Linked DNA regions of Homo sapiens: region 2 is linked to region 1. A link is a loop called in an ENCODE intact Hi-C map of the cell type or tissue named here. Cell type or tissue: adrenal gland. All regions are shown on one strand. Links, peaks and the distances in the headings refer to the core of each region. The heading gives the core; the rest is flanking DNA. Region 1 holds the start of MIR5092 (microRNA 5092). Region 2 overlaps HEG1 (heart development protein with EGF like domains 1).

Region 1 (5,377 bases), core at 232-5,231:
AAGCCATGTCTCTGACAACTGTAGTATATGTGATGCAATCTTTCACATTAGGCCAACAAGGACAGCCACTTGCCAACTCGCTATGGGGCCCAGAGATTTAAAGGCAAATGCAATCCCCAGGGAGATGTCTAGAGGCTGCCCCATTGCCTAGTGCTGGCCTGGGGTGTGGGCACCTATGTGTTGGGGTTAGGTCAACCCTGTGGCAGAGGCCTCAATATTTCTTCAAAACACGTCCCTGAAGATGAAGGTGCATGCCTCAGTCCCCAGGGAGCATGAAGATCCAGGCAAGAGGGACATGTAAGTTGGATTGCGAGCAGGCCTGGAAGCTCTAGCACTGGCCTTGTCTGGGCCCTGGAGTGAGGGTAGTGGGGAGAAGAGTGGGGTGGGGGGCCCACGTGGGTCCTTTGTATATTATTTAACTTTCAAATTTGCAATTTGGGGCATCATCTCCTGCCAGCCTCAGGAGGCGGCACTCTCCTGCCAGCTCCACCTCTGGGTTCACTCCCACCCCCAACCCTCGGCCAGCACTCACAGGCTGCTCGCACCACAGAGCCCACTCTCTGCATGCCCACTGTCAGCCCAGGACTTCCTGCCTTGTTCTCTGGGTCTGTAGCTGGCTGCCTTGCTCCCCACCCAAATGTGAGTGACTTGAGGGCACATATCCCACTTTGTGCTTTATACAGACCCACCATCCTGCCTCCTACCCCAGGAGGTACCCCCAAAATGGTGAAGCCAGAAGTGCCTTCAGGGACGCTTCTACAGTCACATGGAGAGTAATCTGCAAATTCCCCACAGCCAGGGGACACCTGCCACGTGCAGTGAGAGGAACACAAACCAGCAGCGGGGGGGCACAGGCAGGATGTGTCGGCCCACCCCTCAGCGGTCACCCATCGCTTCCTCGGAACTCCCAGCTGCTCAGGGCTGAGGCGGGCGAGGCTCAGAAGTGTGGAAGGGCCCTCCCCAGCTGGTGACTGCATGTGGCAGGCATCCATACCCGGAACGCCCAGCCAGGGAGTCGGGCCAGCCCATCCCTCCTGCTCACAGAGTCACAGAGTGGGAGCAGACTCGGGGGTCGAAGCTGGGCAGCGCTCGCTCGCACTTCCTTCTGCAAACTTGACCAGGTCCCACGGCCTCTTCAGCCCATGGCTCCTTTCTCTGATCCCCAAGCCAAAGCCAGCAAATGAGAATAATCCAGTAGAGACAGCTGGGTTTTGGGATCAGGGTAGGGGCTCAGAGCCAGGGGTCTGGGATTCTGGTCAGTCAGTTTTTCTTCATCAGAATCAATCTCAGAACAAGAGGGAGGCCTAAGGCATGCCTGCTGCTGGCCAGGGGTGATGGGGACCACTGCCCACAGAAAGCCTTCTAACAAGGGCTGGATCCAAACAATCAAGGAACAAGGATGCCTAAAGCATTAGTTTCTCATCTAGCCAGAGAAATATTAAATGTGCAACTCACATAATTTTACAAACAAGAACCACCAACATAAAATAAGTGGAATATTGAAAATATTCAACAGGTAGAACAAGTCAAAGAACATGCTTTGCTTCCTATTCAGGCCAGGAAGGGAGAGAAAGAGAAGAAATGGAAGGTGAGGAGGGATGGGGAGATGGCAAAGTGGGGGCAGAGGGGAAAAAGAGAGACAAAAGGATTGGGGAGAAAAAACAGAGAGAGAAAAGCATAAAGGAAGAAAGGATGAGGCACAAAGAAAAGAGGAGGGAGAGCAGGTGGATTTTGGGGAATGCTGGACAATTGGTCAGGCTTGGTCTGCAGAGGCTCAGAAATCCTTACCTGGACATGAGCCTTTGTTTATAATTCTTCACTGTTCTAACCCTGAAAAGTACCTCTGTTCTAATCCTTAATCTTTCCCCCTTCAGGTCAAGAATGCCTTTGAGAATCTGGCAGTAGTTCTGAACCCTGTCCTAGAAAAATACACTTATTTACATACAATTTTGCATGCAACTTCAGGGGCTCAAGGACTCTATGTTAAAAATACTTATTCTAGAAGCTCCACTCTGATTGGGAGACCCATAATGGCCAAAGCAAAAACACCTCAATTGCCAGATGAAACTAAAATGAGGGTGGGATGTGTTGTATTCAAGTCTTCACATTGAGCTTTAATCATACCATTGGCTTCAGTGACAGAATTTAGGGCCTAAGCACCTTCTCCTGGTTACTACCCCAACAGTCATATTGGAAGCAAGGCTGGTTACTCCAAGGGGTCCATTGTGTACATGGATGGTTATTTCGCAGTAAGGGGCCTGTCAAAGACAGGTAACAATGTGTGAGTCAAATTAACCCTTTACAGATCAATAGGATTAGTAAATCCCATATACGTAGTAGTTTCCAAATCTGAATGTACATAAGAATTTCCAGTATGCTTACCTAAAATGTAGATTACTAGTCCAAAATTTGAGAGTATGGATCAGACTGTTTTTCTAATGAGTTTCTAGATAATTCCGATACAGGAAATCTCCAAACCAAACGCTGAGACACACTGTTCTCAGAGAACATTGCAAGCCTGAGAGGCTGAGCTTCTGGTCCCACAGGTCAGCTGATTATCTACTCCTTGCAGTGCGATTCTTGTACACTAGGGGGTAGGACTGAGCACATATACAAGGGCACCGCAAGACGAGGTTTGGACTACTGCATCAAAAAGGCTACCTTTACAGGGGAAAATAGAATGAGCAATGCAGAACATGAAAGGTAGAGTGCCAGGAGAAACCTTCCAAGGGCCTCGAAGACAGTAGTTCCCAGAGCTGACTTAAAAATCATGATAAAAAACTACCTGGAGCACTTCTTACAATCCAGATTCCCGGGCCTCAGGCTATTAGGAAACGCGCTCACACACACACACCAAGTTTCCTCAGGGATTCTGATACACACGCAAGTATCACAACTTGTTTGTTTATGGCACTTCAAGCCCAAGGGTATTTTGATCACTATACCAGACCATTATCATAAAGACGCTTCGAAAAACTAAAGTGCCCTTATAATTCTAAAGCAAAAAACAGTGAACATTACCAGGGTTTTCTTCTTCTTTTCTCTTCCTCTTCCTCCCCCTCTTTCTTTTTCATTGAGGAGGCTAATTGGAGAAGGTGGGCCACGCTGGAATGCCCTGAATGGGTTCCAGATGGTGAAGTCATTGGCCTCTTGGCCCAACTGTTCCTCCCTTTTCCCTGGAGTGCTGTACAAATATTATCATTTTCTGGCTGTGCAGTGACATAAAAATGGTTGAGAGGCTCTAGGTCAGGTGTAAAAGAAACTCATGGAAAGGGAAGAACAGCTCGGTCCAAAAGAAATTGTGGAGATACTTTCCGATTCTCTGCAAGGTGGAGAATCCCAAATCAGATGCCAAGCTCAGCGTGGATTGGTTTGGGCTCATCATGTTGTCCAGTCCCCACTGGCTTTGGCATCTGATCTGGGATTGTGAGGGGGTGCGGTAGGTCTCAAGAGAAATGCTGAAGGGGCAGCCCTGCTTCCGGCTGCTTAGCAGAGTGGTGGCGACAGGGAAACCCAGGCACAGATTGCAGATCCTCCGCCCAGGGAGGATGACCACGATAACAAGACTGTCTTACGTTTATTTAGAATCTTCCTTTGCCAAGGCAATCGTATTTATAGTAGTTGCTCATTTTGAGTATAACTTTTTAAAAACATTTTGATTTTCTGAAATTTGGATGTCTTACAAGCAACATGAGGACTTAATGTAAGGCTTTTTTCCACCTGAAAATTTGGTGTGAATTAAAATTGATGGTGACTTGGAATTGAGGAAATACGTTTTATTACATCATTTAATCTCTAAATAATCTGTGAGGCAGATATTATTATTCTCTATTTTCTAGAGGAGGAAACTGACGCTTAGGTGATTTCCCCAAGGTCAAGGATTGAGAAAGTGGCAGAGCCAGGACTAAAATCCAGGTTCCAGTATTTCTTCCCTGATAATGTCTGAGCAGATTTGTTCATACACTAGGAATTTGGGATTGCAGAGTAATTGCTCCAGAACTGCTCCAAAAACTGGCTGCCACCCACAGTTACTGGGGCAGAGAAAGCAAGAAGTGACTTTCCTTTTGCTTCAAGTAGAAATTTGAGGGAAAAGAAATAGAAATGTATATAGGTTTGTATGGTGGCTGTTTGTTTGCTTTAGGCCATAACAGAAGTCCCTTGATTACTTCAGGAGCTTCAGAATGTACCATGCTCATTCCTCATACCACGATCACCTCTGGTACGTGTGAGTTTAAAATGGTGCTCATTCGGTCATTACAGATTTACTGTTTGAATTTGTTATTTTATTTACTTTAGAATGCTTTTCATTTTTAGCAATCAGGATTCTAGAGTGTCATATCTTTAAAAGTCTAGCATTTTTATTTCTGCCAGTTCAAGAGGATGCAGGAAGAAGTTTAACAGAAGAAACCGTCTTCAAAATAATAAAACCCCAAAATTATTCTCTACAATATCCAGTAAGTGCTGATTTTCTAGAAAACAGTTGGCAGGGGGAGAGAGAGAAGGAACCACCCCTCCCCCCAAACTCAAAGAAAAAATAACTACTTTGGACATATTATTTCTAATCCTTTAAAAAACACTCTTCCAGGAGGGTATTTCTTTCCATTAGACAGATGGACAAACTCAAAGGGTTTCGGTGACTTGCCCACAGCCACACGGCTAACAAGAAGCATGTGTTCTGATAGCATTAATCAGAAAAGCATATATTGCTGACATGGATTCCCTGTTTCATGAGGGCAGGGACCATCGCTATCCTATTCTCCGCTGTATCCCAAAGCCTACCTCCTGGCACCCCGTAGGCTTTGATGACTACCTATAGGGTGGGAGGATGGGAGGAAGAAAGAAAGGGAGGCGGAACAGGTGTGTGTGCAGCCAGGCGCTCCGTCCACCCTGCCACTCCTCTTCTTTGGAGACAGTGCTCTGACAATCTGTTCCATCAACTCCATTCTCCTGCAACTCTCATCACACTTTCACAAGCTGCGCAGATTACGTTTCCTAGGACTGTGTCCATCCATCTGCCTCACTGGATGCTGATCCACTCTGGTGTGTTTCCCAGTCAGTCACTCAGCAAAGTGCAACCGAGAGCCAACCATGTGCCCGGTACTTTCCAAGATGCCAGGATAAAACGGCAATAATATGGGATTCCTGTGCTTGAGGTTTTTACAGCCTGAAAAACAATGACCTCTGCATTTCCTACTCAGCACCGCGTGCCATCAACATCCAAGGTATGGGGATTTTCTGTAGCTGCCTATCAAACTCTCTCAGCTACCACCAGTGCTTCTTTCTGCTATATCTGATGCCTTGTTTTGTTACTTTCAGAAACACCAAAGGATGGCCGCAATTGAGGGACTCTTCTCAATAGCATGTTCTTGTGCTTCTT
Region 2 (5,377 bases), core at 378-5,377, 150 kb before region 1:
TCACACCAGAGGCACTATAGAAGCTTTTGACAAAACAGACAAAGCAAGAATGAGAAAAGGAAAATAATTGTTTATGGCGCCACTGTGGGCATTCTGGCCTCCATTCTTCTGGTTTTGTTTCTGTGCATTTATAATGTGCAAACAAACAAACACAAAGGATGGGTAATACTGCACATGCTTTTTTTTTTTTTAACCTAATAATGTATCATGATGAAGGTTTTGGTGGTGGTTGTTTATTCTGTTTTTTGAGGCAGGGTCTCACTCTGTGGCCCAGGCTGGGGTGCAGTGGTGCAATCATAGCTCATTGCAGCCTCGAACTCCTGGGCTTAAGGGTACCTCAGCCTCCCATAGTACTGGGATTACAGGTGTGAGCCACTGCCTCTGGCCAGATGAAGGTTTTTTTGGGTCATTGACAAGCATGTACATTCTGTTTCCCCAAAGAGAGCAGGAACTTTTCAGTGGAAAAAGAGTGATTTCTGCTTTGTCACATCAGCTCCTATGCCCCTCCCCCTCCCACATCAACACTGGATAAAATAAACAGAAGGAGCTGCATGCCAAGGACCAGGTGTCTTCAAGGCTTGTGTACAGGACTCTGGGTGTGTGTGTGCATGTTTGTACATGCATGCACACATAAAAGAAGATGCATGTGCACAAAGGTCTTTGACTTAACACCCATGCCAAAAATAGGCTCTGTGAGGGCCTTTCCTGGGCCTGAGCCCTGGATGCCTTGCATTTCCATCTTAGGTCTGTGCCTAACTATATGGGTAGGATCCTCCCAGAGGGCTGCCCTCTTACCTCTAAAGATCCGCCTCTGAGATCCCAAGAGCTGGCAGACCTCAGCAGAGGACTTGCAGGAGTTGACACATTTCTGCATCCTATCAGCCAGGTCAAATAGCGTCACATTGGAGGCCAGGGAAAAGGTTGTTTGCAGTGAGATCACCACCGCGTTGGACTCCCTATAGGCAAAGTTTGTGGGTTTTTAACAGCCCTGAAATGACACGTGGGTCCCAAGGCTTTTGGAAATGAATGTCATCGCCATTCACCAGTGACGGGATGGGAGAGCATGAAGGTCAGTGACCTTGGCCCTGGATTGCCCCATGGCTGGGTGAAAACAGCCCGGTTTTGTTGCTATCACCCATGTTAGAACAGCCTCCCCTTTGTACAGACTAGTTCACAAGCAAATATAATTCTGTTACTTACCTAGAGGCGTGAACTGTAGATCGGATGTAACTAGGTAACGCTGAAAAACACATATTTAACTGAAAGGAAGAACAAGCCTGTCGTTAACAGTGAGTTAGACAAAAGCCTTGGACCTAGAACCAGTTTCCTATTTTCAGGATAAAACAGGCATTTTCCAGCCATCAAGTTATCAGCACGCGGCTTTGCACAGAAGTGGTGTCCTTTTTTTGTTCCCCTCTTAAATGCCTTTCTGTTGTTCCATGAGTACAAAGAGAAAGAGGCAGAGAGTAAATCAGTGGGGAAAATCTTGGCAGGAAATGATGTTCAGAATAGCACCCTTGGATGCAAAACATCTTCAAAGAAGCAGCTCTCTTTTAAGGCCCAGGGTTTCAAACAACTCAGAGGCAACTGTTTATTTGGACTCTGCATAGTGAACGAGCTGCACTGGAAAGGCTCCTTTCAGCTACTCTAGGTCTGACAGGCCCTACATAGACGCCTCATAATCTACAATGAGTTGACCTAACTCAAAGACAGGTCTTCTTCAAAAAGGCTCTCCGTGAGAAATTACATTATGTGGGTCAAGAGCCCCTTTGTTGAGAGCAAATTAAGAGCTACTCTCCCTATGTTTGCCTTGTGCCCTTGGAGACGGCAGAAAATCCCTCTACAGCATGAAATATCAGGCCTGCTTCCCTGCTACCCTGCACAATAGGAGCTATCGAGACTCCTTTCCCGGAGTGGAGGGTCTCAGTACTGGGCCCAGTGCAGATCCACCTGTGTTCAAGGCCCATGTATCAGATACATGCCACTCTGCAGAAGATGGAGGCAAACATGGGACATTATCAAACCCTTTCTATGACATCAGTGTATAGCCTAATAGCAATGATTTATTATTGTTGTTTTATTATTAACCTGTTTTTCCAGGTTTGGTAAACAGAACACCTCGGGAAAGAACATTTGAGTGGCTTCCTCAGCCAATGATGGATTAATCTTCACTCTTTCTTGGGGACAGGTATGTTACATCACCAGTAAATTATACATTGATACTGGGCAAAAAATAGCAAGTCAAATAAGTCACTGAGCGCCACGTAATGCAAAGGACTGCACTTCTGCAAAGGGTTCTAAATCCCTGTATTATCTTAGCAGGAGATATCCACCTGCAGCACGACCAACAGGCAGCTGTGGCGAAGGGACAAGTATAGGATTAGTAGACATAAAATTCTGCTGTGTAGTAAAGAATTTAACCTTGGCCCCAGGGAAGTCAGGCCTTTGCTCTTGGATCCTGGGAGGCCATCTCTAAGCCCTTGGAATGTGCTGTCTAATAAAAACTTCTTTGTTTACCTGGGGGTGCTGGGCCATGCCAGAGAGTCCAACAATGTGATTTATGGTGGGGTTGGGTAACATGGTATCAGCTCAACCTCTAGAGGGGCTGGAGATTGAGGTCAGCCACATGACAAAGCCCCAGTCAAGGCTCTGGAGAGCTTCCGTGGTTGGCAGTACTCCCTGCATACTGGACACACTGTTGCCAGGAGGAGTTAACACTGTGCATGACTCCTCAGCGGGACGACAGCTGGAAGCTCTGCCTTTGGAACTCTCCCGGACTCTCTGCCCCGTGCATCTCTTTCCTTGGCTGATTTTAAGCTGTTGACTTTCACTGTAATAAACCGTAGCTGTTAATATAATCGCTTTTAGTAAGCTCTGTGACTCCTCTAGTGAATTATTGAAACTGAGGGCGATCTTGGGGATGCCTGAACTTGAAATTGGTATCAGTAGTGATGGTGGTTTAGTGGACTGTTCCCCAACTTTGCACCTGCTCTGCGTGGACTCAGGCAATGTCATTCACTTCCAGACCTCCCGGGGTTCTATCTGCAGATGTGCTGGCAATGCCTGTTACAGGAGTGCGCCATCTGACATCGTCCCTATCATGAAGTGAATGCTCAGGAGATAGAGAAATAGAACTAGATCCGTATTTTACACAGATAAAGTCCAAAGTCCTGTAGAAATGTATAATTCCTAGCTAATATACTAACTCTTATCCACAAAGAACAAGTAACATTGAGATTGGAAATCAATTCATCTCTAAAGTTTTTTAATGGCAAATTTCAATTTTCTGAACCTAGAGTTTAAGAACTCACTGTATAGATGAGTCAAATCTCTGACTCAGATAGCAGTTGAGAAGCAAAGTTTATTATATGAGCTTCATTTTCCTGTCTTCTTTCTTCCTCTCCATTTTCCTTTTTAGTTGTTTCTGTTTTGGGGGGTTTCTTTTGTTTTTGAGACAGGGTCTCACTCTGTCACCCAGGCTGGAGTGCAGTTGTTCGATCACGGCTCACCACAGCCTCAACCTCTGGGGCTCATGTAATCTTCCCACCTCAGCCTCCTGAGTAGCTGGGACCACACGTGCACGCCACCAACCCTAGCTAACTTTTGTCTTTTTTGTAGAGACAGGGTCTTGCCATGCTGCCCAGGATGGCATTTTTCTTTAAAAAAAAAAAAATTCTGATAAAAAGCGGGCAAAGAGGGAAAGAAGCAGAATCAAAGACCCCTCGGTCATCTATACAGTGAGTTCTCAAACCCTAGGACATCAGGATTAACTGCTGCACCTTTGGCATTCCTTTGAGGAAAAAGAGTATCATTTCCCTAAGTTCCAAAATACAAGAGGAAAGTCACACAGCCTGTTAACAGCAGATGGGACCGTAAGATTTTTCTGGGTCTTTCCTCCTCACCAACAGCTCCTGCTGATGCCTGTCATCAGCATGTCTGTAACTATGAGTTTGCACATGGAAAAGAAACACAAAGGTGCAGATAAAGACTGTGCATGAGGACACATTTGAAGAAACTCTTCTACTGGGCACAAATACCTCACTTCCATTTCTGAAAGGCTTTTTCTTTAACCAAGAAGTTTCCCTTCCAAATATAACAAAAGTGAAGAGCCCAGGAGACACAGCTGACCGCTAGGCAGTCCCCTCTTGGAATAAAATCTGTTCTAGGAAACAAAAGACGAGTAGAAAGATGCCATTCAGGACACTTACCGTTTTGGTGATCTCATTTTCAACTTCTTGTAGGTCTGAATGTTTTTCCACAGTTGTATTAAGAAAAGTTCTCTTTAATTTAAACTCTGTCACGAAGGTTCTAACTGAAAATGAAAATGTAACTTGTTAGATTACACAACAGAAGAACCTATGCAAGGCTGTGTGTTTGCACATCTCTGGGGTGTCCGGCTTTACTCCACCTCACAGGACAATCTCTGCATTTCTTTCTCCTTATGGGTGAAGACTCCCTCTCCCTCTTCTAGATTTTTCTCTAGCAAAGTGAGCATCTACTGGACTGTGCTGAAGGCTTAGATTGAGCAAACTTTTGAGAGAGAGAGAAACTCCAAAGAGCCTTTTTTGTATGTGCAAGGCTGCTAAGAGGAGGAGCCTTAGCAATGTCCCTAGGATGGCCTCCCGCACAATAGATGCCCAAGAAAGCTGCTACAAAGAAGAAAGATGAACAGGTCTAAACAATGTCATCCTAGGAGGAGGGAGGGAGATGTGTTAGACACTAAAAATGCTCCTCAGGCCTCATCAGGCTTTCGACAGAGGAAAGCTCTCGTCCTCTGAGGTCTCCAACTGAGTCATGCCCACCACTTCAAGGGGGTGCTTCAGTTTCCTCTTGTCCTTAGAGCCACACCCATCCAAACCCCATTCCTCTTGGTCAGAGGAAATTCCCATTTTATCATTGATAAAGGGGGCTTCCAGAGGTCAGGCAACTTCCTAAGAAAGCTCACCCAGGCTCCCAAGGGCCACCACTGGCATTGGAGCGTATGCGTGTCCATCTTCAAAGCTCTCCTTTCCCCTATAACCTCTGTGCCCTGAGGAATCTGATATCCTAAGGACACCCAAGGGACTTGAGAGAAAGAAAGGTGCCAAGCATGTGTCGTGGGGCTATACTCCATGGGGCTGCCGACTCCATGATTATAAGCCACATAATGAAAACAGCCCATATTCAAGACACTGTTGGGTTCGGAAATGAAAAAAAGCAGCCTCATTTTCAAGGCCCATTTCACTCATAAAATAAAATTCCAGTTAACATCAATTTGTGCTGATTGAGCCTGAGGGGAACGGGACTTACAAATGGGCAGGCAACCAAAATTTAGTATGGTGTGTTTTATTGCTGGCTCTTATCTTCCTTTATATTAAATGCTTATCTTTCCCTCCGG

The links. Peaks named below come from ENCODE experiments on the same cell type or tissue, not always from the same donor. Only the 100,000 strongest peaks of a DNase experiment are listed, where the experiment ranks them.
Region 2: a loop joins it to region 1, with 2.0 times the contacts of the local background. A loop is called at or near these places in 34 of 110 quality-filtered maps.

What each region holds. Positions count from the first base shown.
Region 1 is chr3:125,148,128-125,153,504 of GRCh38, forward strand. The region is part of intron 5 of SLC12A8 (solute carrier family 12 member 8); the gene reads right to left. MIR5092 (microRNA 5092) reads right to left here and starts at 3,425; the gene lies at 3,338-3,425. RefSeq lists enhancers at 714-803, 914-1,103, 1,124-1,193. In adrenal gland, for the core only: a CTCF peak has its summit at 2,599 (motif pointing right); no DNase peak of the experiment used is centred there.
Region 2 is chr3:125,001,057-125,006,433 of GRCh38, forward strand. HEG1 (heart development protein with EGF like domains 1) reads right to left here. Exons shown (of 17, transcript NM_020733.2): 9 at 4,209-4,312; 10 at 1,201-1,259; 11 at 796-956. Among named protein-coding and RNA genes, the nearest start is that of HEG1, 52 kb to the right of the region's middle. RefSeq lists an enhancer at 275-1,474. In adrenal gland, for the core only: no CTCF peak of the experiment used is centred there; a DNase peak (open chromatin) is centred at 2,626; H3K27ac peaks cover 2,486 bases.